3 separate regions of the Homo sapiens genome follow, and regions 1 and 2 are each linked to region 3. A link is a loop called in an ENCODE intact Hi-C map of the cell type or tissue named here. Cell type or tissue: dorsolateral prefrontal cortex. All regions are shown on one strand.

Region 1 (8,000 bases), 510 kb before region 3:
TTATCCATGGTTTCAGGCATCCACTGGTGGTCTTGGAACATATTTCTCACAGATAAGGGAAGATTACCATATGTCTTTACTGATTTTCTGTTGGCTGGATCTGTCCGTTTCTGATAGAGGGATGTTGAAGTCTCCAACTACAATAATAGATTCATCTATTTATCCTTGCAGTTCCATCAGTTTTTGCCTCCCATATTTTGATGCTCTGTTTTTGGTGCATACATATTAAGAATTTTTGTCTTATTGGAGAACTGACCACTTTATCATTATGTAACTCTTATCCCTTTATCCCTGATAACTTTCCTCACTTTGAAGTATGTTCTGTTTCAAATTAACATGGCTGCTCTTTCTTTTGATTAATGCTAGCATGGTATAGCTTTCTCTATCTCCTTTTAATCTATATTTATCTTTATATTTAAAGTGAGTTTCTTGCTAGACAGCATATAATTGAGTCTAATTTTTTGATCCACTCTGACAATTTCTGTTTCTTAGTTGGTGCATTTAAACCATTGACAGTCAAAATGATTATTGATATAGTTAATACCTACCATATTTGTTACTGTTTTTTATTTGTTACCGTTGTTCTTTGTTTTTATTTTTGTTTTCTACTCTTTTTCATTTCTCCCCTGCTCCCTCACTCCTACCATCAGAAACATGAGAGGTTTTTGTGTGTGTGTGTGTGTCTCTAATAACTACTATGAGAAATCAGTTGAACTCTTGGAGGTAAAACTCACAAAAGAGTGGGTGGGCACACCCCTATGACTTGGTTCCCCTGGAATTTTTAACACAGTCTTGTCTACGTCTAGCTCCAGCAATTTGTCTATTACAGTACAGATTATCTTTCTTTAATGCTGGCTCCTGTGGCAATTTTTGCCCTGGAAAGTTGTGATTCTCTGTATCCACCTGTTTCTCCCCACTTTCGGAGGCAGCTGCTTGCCCAATAATCTTACTTCTTTTGTTGTTTGTTTGATTTCTTGGAGGCAGAGTCTCCCCCTGTCACCCAGGCTGTAGTGCAATGGCGCTATCTCAGCTCACTGCAACCTTCGCCTCCTGGGTTCAAGTGATTCTAATGCCTCAGGTTCTAGAGTAGCTGGGATTAGAGAGGTGCACCGCCACCCCCGGCTAATTTTTGTATTTCTAGTAGAGACGGGGTTTCACTATGTTGGCCAAAGTGGTCTTAAACTCCTGGACTCAAGTGATCCACCTGCCTTGGCCTCCCAAAGTGTTGGGATTACAGGCGTGAGCCATCACACCCAGCCCTGATCTTACTTCTCTTAAAGATCTATGAAGTATTGTTGGTTTTTCAGTTTGTTCAGCTTTTTAACCTGCTGTTAGAACAGAGTGGTGACTTTCAAACTTCATAATGTTGAACCTATCACATTTTCATTTACTTCCTTTTACTACCTTTACAGCTATAGAAGTGTACAGAGTGCAGCATGCAGGAAGGGCAGGGCTTCAACACTTTGGCATAGCCAGCTAATTGATTGCTTGAATTAGAATCATGGTAGAATTACAGTCGATGATGATGACCATCGTTATCATCATAAATCTAAAGAGGAGCAAGGATGACCACATGGCAGAGTAACAGAGCCTGTGGCAGGGTTAGGGGAATAGAGCCTTTTTCACTTGAAAGTGCTCATATTTAGACCTGTGACATTACTTTCAAAGGAGGTTTTATATACAAATTGTAGTCACAGAGATCCCCCAGCAGAACTGGAAGATCTTCTTCATATAACTTAATACTTTTATCTTGTTTCTAGGTCACATCCTTTATAGTGTACTAGAATTTAATTATTTCTATAAATCTTGTAATTATCTTGGGAATAACAGAATTATATTCCCCCCCCACCTTTTTTTTTTTTTTTTTTTAATTTAAATGGAGTCTTTCTCTGTTGCCCAGGCTGGAGTGCAGTGGCATGATTTTGGCTCATTGCAACCTCCACCTCCTGGGTTCAAGTGATTCTTCTGCCTCAGCCTCCTGAGTAGCTGAGATTACAGGCACTCACCACCATGCCTGGCTAATTTTTATAGTTTTAGTAAAGATGGGGTTTCACCATGTTGGTTAGGTTGATCTCAAACTCCTGACCTCAAGTGATCCACCCGCCTCAGCCTCCCAAAGTGCTGGGATTACAGGCATGAGTCACAGAGTGCAGTGGCTCTGCCCTGTATTTTTAATGCCTCTCCCAAAGCCATTAATTACATCTAAGGTATACCATAATTGTTATCAATTCTGTTTTGCATTTTTTTCTTAAAACTGTTAGTAGTTTATGCCTGTCCTGATCTCAGAGAGCTCCTGGGCTTAGGACATAAGAATTTGTGATTTAGAGAGAAGCATAAATAGATACCAGAAAGCAACACAGCCAGACAGAGACCAGAGTCAGGCTTGCTACAGGAATGGAGAGAGCAATGGCGGTCTGAGACACACAGAGGGGACCCAGCTGTGTCACTGGCTGGGATTGAGCTGCCCCCTGAAGTAGCTCCTCCCTGCATGACTCAGGTTCTTAGGGGAACCCCTGAGTTCTCAGGTATCCTTTTTTTGTTTTTTTTTTTTAACATCTTGTGGCTCTGCCTGTAGGAAGGAAATGTAATTGCTGCACAATTAGTCCATGAATTATTGAGAACTGAGTGGTGTGAAATAATAAGGAAGGATGCCCTTTGGGTTAGAAAATACATTTAATATTGGAAGACTGATATTCAAGTAAAACTAAATCATGAGGTTGTCATTTTCAGGCTCTCCATCAATCTCGAGCTGTGTCTGATGGCTTAAAACAAGCTGTATGAAGAACATGCCCAATGAGGAAACATTTCTATCAGCTCACAACTAATACACATAGGAAATTATGGACAAACAAAACACATGGTGGACAGAACCACGAAGGTGGGATCAGACATCTGTTATTTATTCATTTATTACATCTGTGGTTCTTCAAAAGTGGCCCACCTCATGCTAGCGAGAATTAGTCTCTTTATTAGAAAGAAAAATGTGATTCGGGCTGGAGTGCAGTGGCGTCATCTCAGCTCACTGCAACCTCGGTCTCCAGGGCTCAAGCGATTCCCCTGCCTCAAGCTCCCGAGTAGCTGGGACTACAGGCGCGCGCCACCACACCCGGCTAATTTTTTTTGTATTTTAGTAGAGACAGGGTTTCACCATGTTGGCCAGGATGCTCTCGATCTCCTGACCTCGTGATCCGCCCGCCTTGGCCTCCCAAAGTGCTGAGATTACAGGCGTGAGCCACCGCGCCCGGCCCGCTGGTCCCATTCTTTCTCCATACCTATGCCCGCTTGTCTCTTGTACAGTTCACATGCTGTACAGTTTGCATCTGCAGTGATGAGTATTGTGTCTGTCCTTTCTCTGATCCTTGTGCTTCACTGGTTCTCACACTCACCACTCTATAGCCAGGTACAGAAGAGCAAGTTGTGTCTGAATTACCCAGGCCACTTCTCGGTAACTCCCAGCACACTGCTGTTGGGAGCTGCTCTCTGGCACCCCCTTTTGGACATTTGCATGTATTGCCCCCTTTGAGTTCTGGGACTTTTCAGCTTGCTGATCTGGTTCCCTGATCTAGGCTCCTACTAGGTGTATAAATAGATTCATCAAATAGACGAAAAGGGTTTCTTTTTTTTACTGTTTTCATACTTTTAAAAGGCTTTCTTCACAGCAATCTAGTCATGGCTCATCTGTAATCATACTTTTTTTAAAAAAATTTATTAATTCAACAAACACTTATTGAAGACTTTCCATGCTTAAGTATTACACCTGGGCCTGGAGATACAAAGCTCTCTCCTTTTCCCCCCAACTCTTCCTACCTCTTTTTCTTACTTTCTTTTTTACTTTCATAAACATATAGTCAGTATTTTGCTAAGTACCTGCAGATAGATGCAAAGATGAATAAAATGTAGTCCTAGCCCTCAAACTGTTTTCCATCTAGATAGCAGCTTAGAAAAGTAAATGGATAATTCAGTTACAAACAGCTGTGGTAAATGCCATGCTACGGGCTTGCACAGGGTATTAGGAAAATGCGTGCATGCTCATGAATGTACATGTCTGTATGAGTGTGCATGTGCTCATGCGTGTGTGTGTATGTGTGTGTGCGTGTGTGCATCTGTGTGTGTGCACGTGTTTGTGTGTGTGTGTGTGTGTGCCTGTTTGCCTGTGTGTATAGGAGTGGGTTCATAAGATTTGTTTGGGGTAGAGGTAGGGGGTAGAGGTTTTGGATGTGCCAAGCTGAGTGAACATCTCGTACAAAGATCCTGAGGCAGAAACCTCCTGGTGTGTGGGGAGACTACAAGTGGTTTGAAGTGTAGTGTGCTATGGAGTGGCAAGGGGTGAGTCTGGAAATGCCCTCAGAAACCAGTTCCTGATGAGCCTTGTGTATGGGGCTAGGAGTCCTCCAGAGGATGTGAAGACTTCGAATAATTTTACGTTAAGGGAGTACCATAGTTAGGTTTGCATTAAAACATACTAGTCTAGCTATAATGTAGATTATGAAATTGCAGGGCAATGGGCAAGTTTGTAGGCCTGGAGTCCTGTTAGGAGGCAGTGGCAATAATAGTGGCACTAGCTAAGAATAAAGGGTCCCTGCCTTCCAAACACAGCCCAGGGGTTATGAAAAATTGTTTGCCACAACAGAGCGAGATCGCTATTAAGAGAGGCAGATGCACAGTATGACAGATTACTGATGACCTCCCTGCCTGTATGATTTTAAGTTCCTTCTGTCTTTAAAATGTTGTAGACTCTAGGCTACCCTGTTGTAGAGGGGGGATGCTGTCTTGTGAACATCTCTGCTGTAAGGCTAATGGCCCCTTGAAGAGGAATCATGTAAGGATGTTCCTAGGAACCAACCCAAATGCCCATCAATGATAGACTGCATAAAGAAAATGTGGCACATATACACCATGGAATACTATGAAGCCATAAAAAGGATGAGTGCTCGTCCTTTGCAGGACACGGATGAAGCTGGAAACCATCATTCTCAGTAAACTATCACAAGATCAGAAAACCAAACACCACATGTTCTCACTCATAAGTGGGAGTTGAACAATGCGAACACATGGACACAGGGAGGGGAACATCACACACCAGAGCCTGTCAGAAGGTGGGGGAAAGGGGAGGGAGAGCATTAGGACAAATACCTAATGAATGTGGGGCTTAAAACCCAGATGACGGGTTGATAGGTGCAGCAAACCACCATGGCACATGTAAACCTATGTAACAAACCTGCATGTTCAGCACATGTATCCCAGAACTTAAAGTTAAAAAAAAATAGAATGTTCCTAGGAGTACTGTTCACAAGAGTTAAAACCAGAAAGCAATTAAACATATAATTTATGTGTAATAAATTATAAAATGTTTATAATAACATGTATTATATGATAATGAATGATTTATATTTGTATATTTTATACATAATAAAACTATAGAAAAACCTCCATAATTTTTTTTATAGAAAGCAGAAGAAGGATGAACACGGAATTTAGGATGATGCTCACTTGGGTGGGAAAAGCCTGAGAATAAAGGGGAGGGACCATAGGAGCAGAGAAAGTTATGGTCAAGGTCCTAGACTGTTTTGGGTGGTGGGTTCAGGAGCTTATTTCAGTATTCAAAGTAACTAAATAAGAATATAAAAAGTGTAAGACAGCCATGTATGGATCATTGATGAGAGACTGCCATGAACTGAGAAACAGGGCTTATTTGATTCAGTGCCCTGAGCTCAAAAAAAGAAAAATAGTAGCTGGGCCTGGTGGCTCATATCTGTAATTCCAGCACTTTGAGAGGCCAAGGTGGGTGGATCATGAGGTCAAGAGTTTGAGACTATCCTGGCCAACATGGTGAAACCCCATCTCTACTAAGAATACAAAAATTAGCCGGTGTGGTGGCACATGCCCGCCGTAATCCCAGCCTCTTAGGCTAAGGCAGGAGAATTGCTTGAACCTGGGAGGTGGAGGTTGCAGTGAGCCGAGATCACACCACTGCCCTCCAGCCTGGGCTACAGAGCAAGACTCTGTCTCAGGAAAAGAAAAAAGGAAAAAAAGAAAAACAGTAAAAGAAAAAGCAGACTGTGATAATGCGAGGAGCAAGGGCTGGGAGTAGGGAGGCGGAGAGAAGCCAGGAAACCAGCTAAGTGGGGAGAGAAGATGTGGCCTGGGAATCCAGGGAGGCGGAGAGGGCTCAGGAGAAAGGTTCAATCACCCAAGTACAGGTTACCACACTGTAATTCAAGGGGAGCCTTTGCGTAGAGTGACGAAGGATCCAAATTAGGTTCCAATTTTCCACTATTACTAAGAGCTGGAATAACACCTCGAGCCCTGTCCAGAAAGCGCATCATGCTGAACACAGAGCCTCCCACCTCCCAGTTTTCTTGTTCCTCCCATGTCCCAGCAATGGAATCAGAGTTATGTGTCATGGCATACTCACAGTTTTATGATGTCTGATCCAAACTTGTCAATGACTAAATAGCAGGTGGTTTTCAAGAACAGTTTTTCTAAAAAATATAAAGAGGGAAATTGAATATATTTTTATTGCGACGAATTTAACACACCTTAATAATGATTATCTTTGCTAGGAACTGAAGCTGAGTGATTAATTTATGATTAATTTAATTTTAAGGATTTGAAGGAAATGTTTCAGCTAATGTATGCATTAAATATCACTTCTATCTCAGGTTTATGTGAATGCCACCTAACCGTCCAGGTTAAAGATAACCAATTTATTCTAAAAACACAGTTTAATGCTGGGTTTTCCTTTTCGTTCATTCTTTCTTTCTTTTTTTTCTACAGGGAATACCTGAATGTTGGCTATGACCTCATTTGTTGAAGTTGAAAGAAATGAGACTTGCATTAGTCAATCATCTGAAATGTAGCTCTGTTAGAAATGGTCTTTTCTGGTGTTTATTCAAAGGAAAATACTTCACTTGGGGTCCTTAGTTTTTGCTGTTGTTATCCCAGAGGTAAAAGGAGATGACAGTTACAGGTGATCCTGCACTGCCACCTTCATCACAGGACATAGATACACTCCACACAAATACTCCTACTAACAACATAATCTCCCCTGACCTATGAGAGCACATGAATGTTTTGTGAGTTCCTCTATCCACCCAATGAAACTTGTTAGCTCTTTGGTCCTGTTTCTCCAGTTTGTGAGTCTATTGTGGAGCCCTGGTAATTCAACTCAGGATCTTAGCAGAGTTAGGGACAGATCAGCTGTCCTGGAAAGAGCTAGAAAACCCTGATTAAGGAGAATCTATCTTGTCATGATGTGTCTCACATAGGGGGGCCCGGGCCTTGCTGGATGATGGAGTGGTGAAACAAGATAAATATGGGAATGCTCCCTGGTACTTCAATTTTGCTTAATGTTAAATAATGTGAAATATTATTTTTGTATTAAAATAGATCTATTCTATGACTTTTTAGACAAAAAAGTACGAGACTTTAAATACACTGTGCTCGGCTGGGTGCAGCGGCTCACGCCTGTAATCCCAGCACTTTGGGAGGGCAAGGCGGGTAGATCGCCTGCGGTCAGGAGTTTGAGACCAGCCTGGCCAACATAGTGAAACCCCGTCTCTCCTAAAAACACAAAAAATTAGCTGGGTGTAGTGGCAGGTGCTTGTAATCCCAGTTACTAGGGAGGCTGGGGCAGGAGAATCGCTTGAACCCGGGAGGTGGAGGTTGCAGTGAGCCGAGATCGTGCCATTGCACTCCAGCCTGGGCAACAAGAGTGAAACTCCGTCTCAAATAAATAAATAAATAAATTGTGCCTTTGAAGTAGGCAATTAAAACTGTGTCCTCACATTATGAGTGACCTTAAAGAAATAAAAAGGATTATAATGGAATGTTATGAACAGGTGCATGGCAATAAATTAGGTAACTTAGATAAAATAAAAAATTCTTAGAAAGACACATAATGCCCAAATGGACTCAAGAATAGACAATTTTAAGAAACATATAACAAGTAAAGAGATTGAATTAGTAATTAAAAACTTCCCACAAAGGAAAGCCTAAGA
Region 2 (8,000 bases), 700 kb before region 3:
GGAGAGGTCCCCTTGGACTCAAGAGTTGCCCCTGCGAAATGTCCAGGTGGTTCTCTGCCTTAGTCTTGAAGTGCAGTGGGGGGTGTGGGAAGGCCAGGAGAATTCTCCCATTCTCAGTTTTGCACAGGTCCTCGTGGAAAGTGTGAATCCCTCAGGGGGCTCTCACTCACTCATCCTTTCTGGTATTGGAGAGATTCTCCTGGCTCTGCACTGAGCCCAGACAGGCTGGTGCCCAGTTCTGCTCTCTATGTTTCTTGGCTACCTTGATGGATCCCAATGTGTGTGTGTGTGTGTGTGTGTGTGTGTGTGTGTGTGTGTGTGTGTTTAGATGGAGTCTTGCTTTGTTGTGCAGGCTGGAGTGCAGTGGCACCATCTTGGCTCACTGCAACCTCTGCCTCATGGGTTGAAGCAATTCTCCTGCCTCAGCCTCCCGAGTAGCTGGGACTACAGGCATGTGCCACCCAAGCCCAGCTAATTTTTGTATTTTCAGTAGAGACGGGGTTTCACCATGTTAGCCAGGTTGGTCTCAAACTCCTGACCTCAGGCAATCTGCCCACCTCGGCCTCCCAAAGTGCTGGGATTATAGTCATGAGCCACTGCACCCGACCACAGTGTAGTTTTTCAGATGACTGGCCTGCAGGGTCAGTGTTCACTAGCCCTTTTGTTTCCTTTCTGTGAGAGTGGTGCACATGAGCTGCTTCTAGTCTGGCATCTTGGTCCAGTTCCATCTTGGTCCAGTTCCACTCTATCCTTCCTGGCTTCATTCATTTGCATCGTTGTTAACATCCCTTCTCAACAAAACTAAAGGATCTCCCTCAAGATGCACATTCCTGAGAAGTCAGGGAGTGTGTGTGTGTGTGTGTGTGTGTGTGTGTGTGTGTGTGTGTGCATGTGAACGCATGCGTGGACATATGCATTCATCATAAATAGACTGTAAGTCCCACTTAACTATATCACTATATTAATTTGCTCATTCCCTTGGTAAAATTCTTTGGTAACCATCAGAGGCTAGTGGAATGCTCCCTAACAGGTGTGTGCATTTCTGTTTCTACAAGCAAATGTCAGAAGAGTCAATAGTGTTTGCTCCCAAACGTGATCGTACCAGTTGTAAATGACATACTGTAAATGTCATAGTTAAACATTATATAAACTGAAAGTGTGAAAATGAAATTTTTAAACAATAACTCAGAGATTCTATAAAGATTAACTGCCGAGCGCAGTGGCTCACGCCTGTAATCTCAGCACTTTGGGAGGCCAAGGCGGGCAGATCATGAGTTCAAGAGATCGAGACCATCCTGGTGAAACCCCATCTCTACTAAAAATACAAAAATTAGCTGGGTGTTGTGGCACGCACTTGTAGTCTCAGCTACTCGGGAGGCTGAGGCAGGAGAATCGCTTGAACCCGGGAGGTGGAGGTTGCAGCGAGCTGAGGTTGCGCCACTGCACTCCAGCCTGGGTGACAGGGTGAGACTCCGTCTCAAAAAATAAAAATAAATTAAAAAAAAGAAACTGCGGCCATATTAAGTACAAAAGGGAAAAAGAGTAGAAATCTAGAAGAACAATGCTCTGAGATTACTTCATCAGTTTCTTTAAATTTAGTTCTCTTTAGAGACCTGGACAGTGCACATTGTTTGTTTACATAAGGAAGAGGTTATATAATTCATTCTACAGACTCCTGCTTAAAGAAAAGGGCTGTGCTTACAATACATGTGATGAATAAAAAGGAATATTTGAGCTGTGTGTGTATGCAATCTCTTATTTTGCTTTCTCACTTGATGTGACTTTTTCAATTAATTGATTGCATTAGATAAAAGGGCTTCTTCTGAATTTTAATTTTAACACTTTCTCCTGTCACAGTAAGGTTGTGTACAATAAATTCTGTTTTTAAGAAAAGGAATGTTTTGAGCTCACTGGCTGGAAGTGTTTTAGAAAAACTCTTAAGCCTGGTCATAAAACTAACTCTTGAATTCCACTGTTTGTCTCAGAGCAGTGGCAAGAATAGCTGAAAAGTTAAGCAATAGGTTTGACAACAAAATAGGTAAGTCATCTCAAGCGACTCTTGACATGTTTCAAATGCAGAACATATCAGGGTTGGAAGATATTGTCATTGCTGACCTTGACACACTGGCTAGTGGGAATTAATTTATAAAAGGTAAATAACCAAGGACTCTCGGATAGGACTCCATCCCTTTTTCCTTCCCTCCCTCCCTCTCTCTTTTAACATAAATAGTTTATAACCTCCATTTGTCTTAAGGCATAAGAAGATCCCAGACCTATTCCTGATGGCCAATACAAACACACACAGTGATCATATTCCTGGAACTAGAAGTCCAGAAAACTGGTTTACCAGTGAGACAGAATATTTGAAATTGGGACATTAATTTTACTTTTTGTTATGGATTTATGTAAATAAAGTTTTGTGACTATTGCTAAAATTACTGAGAATATAAATTTGGACCCTGCCTGGAGGGTTACCTGTAATAATTTTTATTCTTTCCCTGAGTAAGCCTTTGGTGGTGAGAGACAACTCTCTTAGCCAAAGGAGAATTCAAAGTCTCACTCCAGGATCTGCAGATAAGAGGCTGTTAGGAAGTGGAAAAGAGCATCATGGGAGATTCGTGTTTTTACAAAGGCTCAGGACAGTGGCTTCTCAGACAACAGGGCCCCTCCCTTGGGCTCCAAGCTTTGGACTGCCTCCCTGCCCCCCTCCTCCAGCCCATCTCCAACCTTGCACCTCCTCTGCAAGGCCAAGGGGACATGACCACCCAGGGCCTGCGTTTCCCTTTCTGGACCATGTGCAGGTATCTGGTCCTCAGAATTCCCCACCCAAATGGCTGGAGTCTGCTTCTGGGGCTGTGTGGGCCTCTTTCCTGGATGGAAGGATAACCAAGATCCCTAACCCTGAGAGGTCACTTAATTACTAATGGACAGCTTCCATAGTTTTTGTCCGTGTCCAACTTAAGACCAACCAGAGAAAGCCAAATATGTTTCCCTAACCAATCACATAGGATGCCCTGCTTCTTCCTAACCACCTCCAGCTTCCCCATGCCAACAGCCTCTAATCAGGGCACACTGGAGCATTCCCCATTTTTTTCCCTGCTATAAAGCCTTCCTCTGCCTGCCTTTGAGTCTCTGCCAAATTCGAGTGACAGTAGCTGACTCCCTTGCTAGAGCAAGTTCTGAATAAATAGTCCTTCTCTGTTCTCCTTTGGGTAATCTTTGTTTATTTCCACAATTGCCACAGTTTTTCAGTCTCCCTGATTTTCATATCTAGGCCGAAGGCGAAGAATGATTAATCAAAATATTTGTGTCTTTATTATTTATTTAATACATTTAAATGTTATGTAAAATTTTCTGAGGAAGAGTGAAAAAATTAAAAGTATTGACTGTTGGGAACCTAATTATATATATATATAATTGATTGCATTAGATAAAAGGGCATATATATATATATTTATATATATATATATTTATATATTTATATATATATATATTTATATATATATATTTATATATATTTATATATATATATATTTATATATATTTATATATATATTTATATATATTTATATATATATTTATATATATTTATATATATATTTATATATATTTATATATATATATATTTATATATACATACTCAGAAGAAGCCCCCTACCTTTGTTTTTTGAGACAGGGTGTCGCTCTGTTGCCCAGGCTGGAGTGCAGTGGTGTGATCTCGTTTCACTGCAACCTCAGCCTCCCTAGTAGCTGGGATTACAGGCATGTGCCTCCATGCCTGGCAAATTTTTGTATTTTTAGTAAAGACAAGGTTTCACAATGTTGTCCAGGCTGGTCTCGAACTCCTGACCTCAAGTGATCAGCCCGCCTCATCCTCCCAAAGTGCTGGGATTACAGGCATGAGCCACCACACCTGGCCCAGAAGAAGCCCTTTTATCTAATGCAATCAATCAGTTTAAAAAGTCACATAAAGTGGGAAAACATAAAAAGAGATTGCCCATACAGCTCAAATATTCCTTTTTATTTATCACATGTATCATAAGAATAGGGCTTTTCTTTGAGCAGGAGTCTGTAGAATGAATTGTATTAGGTTGGTGCAAATGTAATTGTAGTTTTTGCCATTACTTTTAATAGTGGTTTTTGCAATTAAAAGTAATGGCAAAAACTGCAATTACGTTTGCACCAACCTAAATATACAACCTCTTCCTTATGTAAACAACCAATGTGCACTGTCCAGGTCTCAAAGAGAACTAAATTTAAACACACCTGTGAAAAAAAGATATGTATATTTGTGTATGTCTTTTATTTTAATTCTTATAAAAGAGTTCTTTAAAAAATATTTACATTTATGTTTTCTTTTAACAACTTGATTAATATCTCAGTCTACTAGTGTGACTATCAGTCTGTTAGTGTGAATTTGCCGGATTTATGATGAAAATTTTGGAAGGAGATCAGCACTTGAGGAAATAACACTGGCTTGTCAAAGTTTATAACTTCAGCTTTAAGTGGTACATGTACACTTGCAGTTTCCAATCTCACCCATCAGATGGTGCCAATACTTCACTAGTAGTTTTGCCACAATGCTTTGATATCCTCCGATGTGGCATTTGAAAAGCATTGAAAGATTGATTACTTATGCTCTTGATAAAGTTAAGGATTTTATTATTAATTCAGCTTTAGATGTAGTTAAAAATGAGTACAAGTGTATGACACCCTTCAGATAAACGTATGCTAAAGAATTAAGCAGCCTGAAATGAATGGAGAGCTATTTATTTTTTATAGTTGTATCTTACTGTATATTTAATTTATGCAATTCCCCAAAACCAGTGCTTCTTCTTCTTCCTTTTTTTTTTTTAAATTATACTTTAAGTTCTGGGATACATGTGCAGAATGAGCAGGTTTGTTACATAGGTATACACGTGCCATGGTGGTGTGCTGCACCCATCAACCCCTCATCTACATTAGGTATTTCTCCTAATGCTATCCTTCCACTAGCCCCCCACCCCCTGACAGGCCCCAGTTTGTGATGTTCCCCTCCCTGTGTCCGCATGTTCTCATTGTTCAACTCTCACTTATGAGTGAGAACGTGCAGTGTTTGGTTTTCTGTTCCTGTGTTAGTTTGCTGAGATTGATGGTTTCCAGCTTTATCCAGGTCTCTGCAAAGGACATGAACCCATCCTTTTTTATGGCTGCATAGTATTCCATGGTGTATATGTGCCACATTTTCTTTATTCAGTCTGTCATTGATGGGCATTTGGATTGGTTCCAAGTCTTTGCTATTGTGAATAGTGCTGCAATAAACATACGTGTTCATGTGTCTTTATAGTAGAATGATTTATAATCCTTTGGGTATATACCAGAGATTGCTGGGTCAAATGGTATTTCTGGTTCTAGATCCTTGAGGAATCGCCACACTGTCTTCTACAATGGCTGAACTAATTTACACTCCCACCAACAGTGTAAAAGCGCTCCTATTGCCCCACATCCTCTCCAGCACCTGTTGTTTCCCGACTTTTTAATGATCACCATTCTAACTGGCATGAGATGGTATCTCATTGTGGTTTTGATTTGCATTTCTCTAATGACCAATGATGATGAGCTTTTCTTTCATATGTTTTTTGGCCGCATAAATGTCTTCTTTTGAGAAGTGTCTGTTCATATCCTTTGCCCACTTTTGGATGGGGTTGTTTGTTTTTTTCTTGTAAATTTGTTTAAGTTTGTTTAAGTTCCTTGTAGATTCTGGATATTAGCCCTTTGTCACATGGATAGATTGCAAACATTTTCTCCCTATTCACTCTGATGATAGTTTCTTTTGCTGTGCAGAAACTCTTTAGTTTAATTAGATCCCATTTGTCAATTTTGGCTTTTGTTGCCATTGCTTTTGGTGTTTTAGTCATGAAGTCTTTGCCCAAAACCAGTTCCTACAAGTTAGATCTTTCCAAATTTCCATGTGCTTGCCATCTGCTGCATTGCAGACCAGCCATGTAGTATGAAAACTTGCTCTGAAGCTGCACTCCTAACTGCACTAATTGTTAAATCACAATTACTTTTGCACCAACTGAATAGCTCCTAGAGTGCTTCCTGGAGTCGGCAGTTTGCACCTACCCTGGGAGGGAGAAGGCAAATCACTCAGTGCTCCTCAGTGTCTTTTCCAGGCTCCTGATGGAGTTCAGCAGGCTTCTACGGTATGGCCATTCCTTGTTTCCTTTAACTTGACTCCATTCATTTGTTCAATGGTGTTTCCTGAACAAGAGAGGTTATAACTTTTCCTCCTTAAGCTTTGTGCCTTGAGACTCAAGTGCTGTCTAGAAGTAGCGGAATGCTTTGCCCAGAAACTCTGCTTCTCTTTTGGAAGATGACCCTGAACTCACTGATATCATAGAATTTACTCAAAACAGCCATAAACGCTCACATAAGCTCTTTTATCATAAATTGAAAGCATACATAGGAGGTCTTGGTACTCAATGAACTGGGCATAGGGGATTTATAAATTAATAATCAAATGAGGATGTCCTCTGGTTCACAGTTCCTTATCTGAAATTCTTTGGGCCAGATGTACTTTGGAATTCAGAACGTTTTGAATATGTAGAGCTAATATTATGCATATGCTATATATTACATAATGCTCTGGAAGGGTCTAGGACAACTCCCTATAATCAACCCATTAATTTTTCTGCAGGGAAACATAAATGTTCATATTAAGTGGGATAAATAAAGCCTAAATGTCCTCATGTCATGGCAGGTCAGGGTGTGCCTCCAAAGTGAGCTATGAAACAAATCTTTGGTTGTCAGAGCTTTTTGGATTTGGAGAATGTGAATAAGATAATGTGGACTTGTGTTAGGTGCTTTATGTGTTGTTTCATCTAGTCCTCATAGAAGTCCTGTGTTAAATATAAGGATATACGAATATGAGGAGCCTGAGGGTCAGAGTGGTTAAGTAGCTTTCCTAATGTTCCACGGCAGAGCCAACACTCAAACTGGCCTGGCTCTAAACAGGCTTAATGTTGCATCGGTTTCCACTTTATAAATTAGTAAAATGCTAAAACTTCAAGTTCCTTGCCTATGTTTGGCTTTTTGCCAATATTCTGCATTATTTTTTATTTTCTTTGGCATCCATGAGAAAGAATATGGTTGCATAGTGAACAATTTGCTCTCTGATGGATGGAGGGAAAGGCTCTTGCTGGCACCTTTGCAGAGCACCGTACTGGCTTGGGGAGGGAGCAGGGTTGCAGTGCTGGAGAACAAAACAGTCAGCTCTGCAAATGTCAGATTTTCCAGTGGTTGGAGACTCCTGCAGTGCACTTGGTCCACACAGCTAGTCAACCTTGATGTTGTCTGCAAAATGATCCAACATCTCATTAACGTCTCTCACTTCCTTTTGCGCATTGTGCACTAGCTTGGATTTCTGCTCCTTTGAATGGGGACATCAGAAGTCACTTGGCTTAATCAAGTTGTCAGCAGGCCAGGGAGGAACTGTTGGCTTTATTCTGTGCATTGTCTCAGGATGGGAATGAATTAAAGTAGTTATATTTTAAAATTATGCTTTCAAGGCAATTCATAAACCATGTTCCTTTTTTGCATCCTAATTATCCTTTTTCTCCTTTCCCTTATTTCTTTCCCTGTGCCAAACTATAACCCATTTATAGTCTAAAGTTTAGGGGTATACAATAGTTATATTTTAAAATTGTGCTTTCAAGGTAATTCATAAACCATGTTCCTTTTTTGCATCCTAATTATCCTTTTTCTCCTTTCCCTTATTTCTTTCCCTGTGCCAAATTATAACCCTATTTATAGTCTACAGTTTAGGGGTATACAATCTTTTTCTTCCCTGTTGTTTCTTTCTTGTAATGAAATTAGTAACTTAGCAAAAGCATGGACGAGAGCTCTTTTTATATACCTGTAAAAATATTGCAGGAAACAATAAACTTTGTAACATTTTAATGGACTAAATCTTTTATAGACTTTGAAGATTTGTTAGAAAAATTATTCATCTATAGGAC
Region 3 (8,000 bases):
CAGTATTAGCACCATAGAAAGATATTTAAAACCACACAATAGTAGAGAATAAAAATTGTAAAAGTCAGGAGAGACGTACCTCCTCATACGAGGTGGCAAGGCACCTTGCCTCTGTAAGTTTCTCTCCAAAAACCTATAACCCCAGTCTAATCATGAGAAATATGAGACAAACCCAAACTGAAGAACAGTCTACAAAACACATGACCAGACTTGCTAGGAAATATCAAGGCCATTAAAAATAAGGAAAGACTGAGAAGCTGTCGCAGGTTGAATGAGACTATAACTAAATGCTACCTGGGATCTGAGGAAAGAAAAGGACATCAGGGAAAAACCTGGTGAAATCCTAAAACACTCTGCTGTTTGGTTAACAGGATCACACACTGTTAATATTTGGTTTTGATAAATATACTTTGTGTAAGACATAATGTGTATGATATTAGCATTGCCGGAAGCTAGGTAAAGGGAACAGGGTAACACTCTGTACTATGGCTGCGACAGTTCAGTCAACCCCAAATTATTTCCAAATAGATAGCTTAAGAAAAAAAGGCAACAGATAATTTTTTTCTTAGAGGGAACAGACTGGCGAGGGGAATTTTGTTCATGTGGCTTAAAAGTAATCCAAATTTAATCTGAATGTTTGCATATAGCTCTTTTTTTTTTTTTTTTGAGACGGAGTCTCACACTGTCACCCAGGCTGGAGTGCACTGGCGCGATCTTGGCTCACTGCAACCTCCGCCTCCAGGGTTCAAGTGATTCTCCCACCTCAGCCTCCCGAGTATCTGTGATTACAGGGGCCCGCCACCACGACCGGCTAATTTTTTGTATTTTTAGTAGAGACAGGATTTCACTATGTTGCCCAGGCTGGTCTCGACCTCCTGACCTTGTGATCCGCCTGCCTCGGCCTCCCAAAGTGCTGGGATTACAGGCGTGAGCCACCGAGCCCGGCCTTGCATATAGCTCTTTCAACTTTAAAAACAAAAGGCAAAATATTTTAGGAAAAGCTGAATTATCAAATACATGTGAATGGGGAAAGAGGAACAAAGACTTGGGCAAGGCTGGCTACATGGAAACAGTAGAAAGAAAGAATCACTTCCTTGGATCTGCTGCTAAGATAAGCTGTACATTAATAATCATGTACACAAAAGAAATCAGCAACATATCAAAATTGAGATTGTCAATTTATTCTCAAGGTAGCGAGGTGCTTTTGCTTGGCAGAGGGAAGTTACACAGCGAGGTAAAGAGAAGAATTCATCCTTCTAGGCAAAGTGTGCAGGAGCCCAGTAGGCAGCCTGGGGAATTTTTCACCATGCCATAGAAGACTGACTTAATTATCTTAAGAATTTACATTGTAAATTGTCATTTTCTCACTCAGCATCTGACAAGTGAATGAACATAAAGCAAATTCCATTTTGCCACACAATATGAAAGAATGATTTTTAACCCAAAGGGCTGCACAATGTGCTTCTGCATCACCATCTTCCAGTCTTGAAGCCATAAACCTCCCATTCTATGATGCCCGAAACTAAAGGAATAGCAGCAGATTTTCCATGGTCTTCAGGAAACTGACCCTCATATCACTATAGCCCACAGAATTGGGACAGCTTTACAATGTAAGGCTGAAAAATGCCGTCTCCGTGCCATCACTGGTTTTTGTAGGGGTAATAGGATAATCAATGCTCCTAAGTTTAGCATGTGGAAATCAGGACCCATTTTCCCTTGGGAGGGAGATGATATATAAGAACTTGAATCTAATCATGAAAAGCATTAGCCAAATCCAAATTGAGAGAGATGATGCACAAAACCATGGTCTGTATTCTCCTAGAAATGTCAAGGTCAAAGAACACACAGAAAGGCAAAGCACTATTCCAGATCAAAGGAGAGCAAAAAGAAAGACAGCTAAATCCGCACAGGATGGAGGACTGCATCCTCGTCTAGGAAAGAATAAGTGTAAAGGAAATTTGATGAATTTTGAGTCATGACTGTGGATTAGACAATAGAATTGTATGAATGTTACATTTTCAGGTTTTTATAATTGTACAATAGGGCCATATTAGCAAATACGTACCTACTAAGTATTTAGTGCTAAAGGGACACAATGTCTCCAGCATGCTCTAAAGTGTTTTTTTGGGGAAAAATATGTATATATACACACACACATATGCACATATGCACACACATATGCGCACACACACACACACACACATGCACACGCAAACAGAGAAAGAGAGAAAGCAAACACCAGGGAGGAAATGAGGCAAAACATCAACAGTGAATATATCTGGTGGAAGGTTATGCAGAGTTCCTTGTACAATTCTTGTAATTTTTTTCCTAGGTTAAAATCATATCAAAATAGAAACTCAAAAAAATGATTTTTGGAACTAGATAGTGGGTGATTGTGCAATATTATAAATGTACTAAATGAAATGTCTACTTTAACATGCTTAATTTTATGTTATGTGAATTTTACCTCAGTAAGAATAAAAATAATAACGACAGTCCCAAGAGACTCTCCATAATTCCAGGGGTCACAGTTGCCTGGACTCAAAATGGGGACAAGTGAGAGGCATAAAGTGTTAGATGGCAAACCATCAGCATGCCCAGTGGCCACAAGGCAGCCTCCCTAAAACAGGGGTCAACTTTTTGTCCTGAGAACCGTCTCTGAAACTACTCCAAGGTAGTACTCCAGGCTAAGTCACCGAGAAGGAGGATGCCCGCCTCATCCCTGCAGGGTGGGGTTACACCACACCTGCCCTCTCTGTGGGCTACTCTTCACATTTTAATTAAATCATCGGGCATTTCCTGAGGCAGCTCTGTCTTGTATTTGCAGATTGGATGGCCTTTGAGCGTCCTTGTATAAGCCAAGACTTTTGACAGAAATGCAATCCTAGTTACAGAAACAAGAGGCCAATTTATATGAAACTGAACTGGGAGATACATATAAAGACCATTAAACACAGGACATAATACCACATTCCACAAGTAAAGAAATTCTCAATAAATATTTGTCAAAAAAAGAAAGCAGGAATGTATTGCAGTCCTCATATCACAGATGAGTATGTGATGCTCAGAGAGGTTAAGTATTTTGCCCAGGGTCACACAGCTAGTAAGTGCCTAAACTGAGGTTTGATTGCAGGTCAGCTGACTAAAGTCAGTACTTTGAACAATGGCCTCTGATTACTACCATGTTTCTTTGAGAAAATATGGTGTAACTTATGGTTGCAACAGGCATTGCTGATTACTGCATCCCTAGCAAAGGAAATAGTTATTTTCTCAGTAGAGAAAAGAACACAGAATACACATAAAACTCCTGCTTAGAAAGTACCAAATATTTCAAATGTGTATGCCAACATATAAGCTGTATTTCCTCCCTCCAATTGCCCCCCTCTCAAATAAGAAAAAAAAAATTAAAAACACATTTACATCCGTTTTGCCCAAACTTGGATCAGGCTTGGAAGGTAAGAGGTGACCAGCTAAGGCATGGGGTTTGGTGTGGGCTTCCCACCGCCCCGAGGCTCCTAAGTCCAAAGGCATGGGAAGGTGCTGCCCCCTGGTGACGACATGAGGTAATCAGCTCAGCACAGTGAAAACTAGAGCTTCACATCCTCTCAGAGTTTGGTAACATCGGTAGAGTTTTATACACCGGCAGATACGGTAGGGCAGATTCTAAGCAATCACTCAGTGTAACAATCACAATCCCACCCCATTCACTTGCACTTAAATGTGCTCTTGAGGCAGGGAGAGAAAATGGCAGCAGAACAGCTCTCAGCACATATAAGGTGGAAAAAGGCTAAAAATGACAACATAGGAAGATCATGAGTGCTCTTGTGCTCTACTTTTTTTTTTTTTTTTTTTTTTTTTTGAGACGGAGTCTCGCTTGGTTGCCCACGCTGGAGTGCAATGGCACGATCGGTCTCGCTCTCCTTCTTTCTCTCTTTCTCTCTCTCTCTCCCTCCCCCTCCTCTCTCTCTTCTCTCTCCCTTGACAAGCGCTTTTTCATTTGCATTCCTGAGTTCTCTTAACCTTTTACTTAGAGAGGTGCAGTATGGTTTAGAGTAAATAAATTTAAAAAGCCAAGAGGCTTGGGAATGATACAATTATCACTGAATTCTGGTGTCCCTTCTTACCCCGTGTGAGACTCTGGGCAGGTTACTTAACCTCAGTATAGTATTTTTAGATATAAAACCAGGGACAAAACATCTATTTCACCAGTTAGCTGCAAGAAGAGTGTGTCAAACATGGTGGAGGGGCCCTCATAGGTGGTAAGTATACAAACAATGTTTAGTTCCTCTTTCCCTCTAGGCTGGCACTCCATAAGGATGGCTCATACCTTTGCTATGCTCTTCTTTTTTTTCCTGGAGAAACCCTATAAAAATGTCAAAAAGGACTAACACACGGAAGCTAGGTTTGAAATGCAGAGACCAGCTTGCATGGAGTCAAAGTGATTGGTGTGTTGATACACTAGAACAATTTTAAATGGAAATAGTTTAGGAGCAGACATCCTAAAAACTGCCCAGAAGGCCTAATGAAGGAAGAGAAGCTGCTGAAGAGGAGGACGATCTGGCACAGAAGGAGAAGGAGGAAGGAGGAGGAAGAACAGGTCTATCGAGAGTGAGCAACACGTTCATTTTCACAGCAACTAAATACATCAAACAAAAATAAACCCCGGCTGTAAAGAAACATAGTAAACATTCTGCCAGTGTATGTGGTAAATAACATTGTTTCAGTAATTAGTGCCATTTTTTATACACTGCCCCTAAAGTATTTACAATAAGGATGTGACAATGAGGAGGAAGAGGCAGGGGGAGAAGAGGAGGGAACCAGAGCCCCAAAGCTTTATTTGTTCGTGCACTACACATGAATCCAACTTTTATCAGGGGAAGAGATAAGAAAGGCCTAGAAAAGCTGACCTCCTGTTACTCAGGACCCAGAAGAGAGAGAGAGAAATAGGGAGGTAAACTGGAATTTTCTCTATAAAGCACAACAGCACAGATGTGCTCACAGCAGGACAGAAGTAGCAGGAAAGAGGGAAGGGCCATAGTCTATGTCCCCCACCTCCCTCAACTTTCTCACTTCACTAAGTATATTCCAGACTTTTTTTTTCTCAAGGCCAAAGAGAATAAGGTTTAGAAGATGAAAAGGTGGATAGAATTGTCCTATCTGCTTCGATTTCACTGGTAAACGTATAATAAAATAAAGGCAAAATACCTTATCTTTACCCTTATATAATAATAATAGCTTACATTTATAAAAGATCTATTATATATTGTTACATACAACTTCAGAAATTTTATTTTTTGTTTCTAGAATTTCCATTTGGTTGCTTCCTACTGTTTTCCATTTCTCTACCAACACCTCTAATTTCTCTGCTAAGATTCTCATTCATTGAAAACATGGTTTGTTTTTCTCATTGGGGATAGTTATCACAGTCGTTTTGAACCTTTTGTCTGTTAGTTTCAACATCTGGTTCATCTGAGAGCTGGAGTTGATTTTCTTTTGTCCTCATTCTCCATGATCTGGGAATTTTGGATTCTTTTCCAGATATTATGAATGTTAGGTGGTGAAGATTCTGGATTCTGTTTTTTCTCCAATGAGTGTTGCTTCCTTTGTTTTAGCAGATAGTTCTCTTGTCTGTGCACAAACTGCAAACTGTTTCCAGGGCTACAAGTCTGGTCTTAGTGAGATCTTCTGTCCATAGCTAGGTTGCTTTGAGTAGGCTCCATGCATGTGTGGTTCAGAGTCAGAGATGTGGGGAGACACGGTTTAGGGGCACCCTCTCTGGCTACCTTTGTGTTCTGGCTCCAGGCACTAATGCAACAACTGAAGACACTTGTTGATATGGGCTCCTGTAATTGCTCTACACGGTCAAGGCCAAAAGTGAATACGTTGACTGAAAAGCCATACTTTCCAGAGGATAAAATTATTGCAAGCCAAGGATTAAAACATCCATTTAAATCAAACTGCTTTGGCTGAAACCTTTTACTATGTTTATGAAGTCCGTCATGGCATGATGGCTCACACCTATAATCCTAGCACTTTGGAAGGCAGAGGTGGGCAGATCACTTGAGCCTGGGAGTTTGAGATTGGCCTGGGTAATATAGCAAAACCCCATCTCTACCCCCCAAAAAAGACAAAAATTAGCCCTGGTGTGGTGGCATGTTACTCAGGAGGCTGAGGTGGGAGGATCACTTGACCCCAGGAAGGTGAGTCTGCAGTAAGCCATGATCATGCCACTGCACGCCAGCTGGGACAAAAAGTGAGACCCCGTCTCAAAAGAAAAAAAAAAGTCCATCACGAATTACTTCATTGCTATCCTTTTTTCTCTTGTTCTACATATTTGACTAATCTTCATATCTATGAAATAGGAAGTCATAATTTATAATGAGTCTGTCTATTATAACTAGACGGACAAATAGAGTATAGGCTAATGTAAAATATTTTGCATTTCCTCTCTCATCACGTCATTAAAAACTGTCTTAAAGAGCGGAGTTATTCTGAATCAAATATGATAGCCTAAATGCAAAGGATCGACAGATTAAGTTGAATTTGTGGTCAATCTTTATTCTTAGCAGAGCAGCAGCTAGCTAGAGTTTTAAATTAGAAACTGCTTCTATGCTTTTCAAAGATATTACAATAGAATTTGATACTGAGCCCAGAATATTTAATAGGGAGGTCTAAGTAGTATCATTTATAGAAATGAAAGCTTTAATATTACTCATTCTTTCCATTTACTACTTGTTAAAAATAACATTGTATTTTAATTTTCATAAAGTAAATGAATAGTCCTGAAAAAATAATAAATGAGTATTTATGTGATAACTGAGTTCCAAACAAAGGTCCACTTTCTGGGCAGGGGCTTGTAGTGGGCATGGTAAACCCACTCAGATCACCCTAGATTCAAGCTTTTGTTGGAGAAACAGCACTGTATATATATACATACCATATATATAACGTGGAAGGACCACATAACCCTAGATGTGACTGATTGTGCCAACATGGTTACATGGCTCAAGCCAGACAAGATTTTTGATCCAGAAAATTTGAAGTACTCTTCTTAGGGATCATTTATATAGGTCTACTTATAATAGCATACAAAAGAATGAAATAGGAATAAATTTAAAAGATAAAGTACAAAATTTATATTCTGAAAACTGCTACACAACACTGTAGAAAGAAATTAAAGATGACCTAAATAAATCAATGGGTATCCCATGTTCATGAATTAGAAGGCTTTATCTTGTTAAGCTGGGATGGCAATGCTCCTCCTAAATTGATCTACAGATTCAATACAATCCCTATCAGTAACTCCGCTGACTTCTGCGTAGAAATCAACAAGACAATCCTGAAATTCATGTGGAAATTCAAGACACCCTCCATAGCCAAAATAATCTTGAAAACTAACAAATTTGGAGGACACACACTTTCTGATTTCAAAACTTACTACAAAGTTTCCATAATCAAGACAGCGTGGACTTGACATAAGAATAAACATATAGCAATGGAACAGGATTAAGAATCCAGAAATAAGCCTTCACATTTATAGTCAATTGATTTTTGACAAAAGTGTCAAGAAAATTCAATGAAGAGAGAACAGTTTTCAGCAAATAATGCTAGGAAAACTAGATATCCACATGCAAAAATGAAGTTGGACCCCTTCCTTATGCCATACACAATTAACTCAAAATGGATCAAAGAACTAAATATAAGGGTGAAAATTATAAAACTATTAGAAGAAAATGTAGGTATACATCTTCATGACCTGGAATTGAACAATGATTTCTTAGTTATGACACCAAAGGCATAAGCAATAAAAATAAAAAACAAACTAGATATATATCAAAATAAAAATCAAATTTAAAAACTTTCACGCTTCAAAAGACACTCTCAAGAAAGTGGGAAGGCAATCCACAGAATGTGAGAAGTTGCAAATCATGTCTGATAAGGACTTGTATCTAGAACATACAGAACTATTACAACTCAATGATTAAAAGATGAACAGCCCA

The links. A loop is a pair of places that touch in the nucleus more often than their neighbours do. Peaks named below come from ENCODE experiments on the same cell type or tissue, not always from the same donor. Only the 100,000 strongest peaks of a DNase experiment are listed, where the experiment ranks them.
Region 1: it touches region 3 in a loop (4-fold over the local background); 36 of 110 quality-filtered maps call a loop at or near these places.
Region 2: it touches region 3 in a loop (7-fold over the local background); 76 of 110 quality-filtered maps call a loop at or near these places.

What each region holds. Positions count from the first base shown.
Region 1 is chr7:36,667,528-36,675,527 of GRCh38, forward strand. AOAH (acyloxyacyl hydrolase) reads right to left here. Exons shown (of 21, transcript NM_001637.4): 3 at 6,416-6,482. Among named protein-coding and RNA genes, the nearest start is that of AOAH, 53 kb to the right of the region's middle. In dorsolateral prefrontal cortex, CTCF peaks have their summits at 3,505 (motif pointing left) and 3,710; a DNase peak (open chromatin) is centred at 3,484.
Region 2 is chr7:36,483,388-36,491,387 of GRCh38, forward strand. No RefSeq gene overlaps it. Among named protein-coding and RNA genes, the nearest start is that of ANLN, 98 kb to the left of the region's middle. In dorsolateral prefrontal cortex, CTCF peaks have their summits at 4,536 and 4,740; a DNase peak (open chromatin) is centred at 627; H3K27ac peaks cover 858 bases.
Region 3 is chr7:37,178,630-37,186,629 of GRCh38, forward strand. The region is part of intron 13 of ELMO1 (engulfment and cell motility 1); the gene reads right to left. Among named protein-coding and RNA genes, the nearest start is that of ELMO1-AS1, 180 kb to the left of the region's middle. In dorsolateral prefrontal cortex, CTCF peaks have their summits at 3,542 (motif pointing left) and 3,743; a DNase peak (open chromatin) is centred at 3,532; H3K27ac peaks cover 893 bases.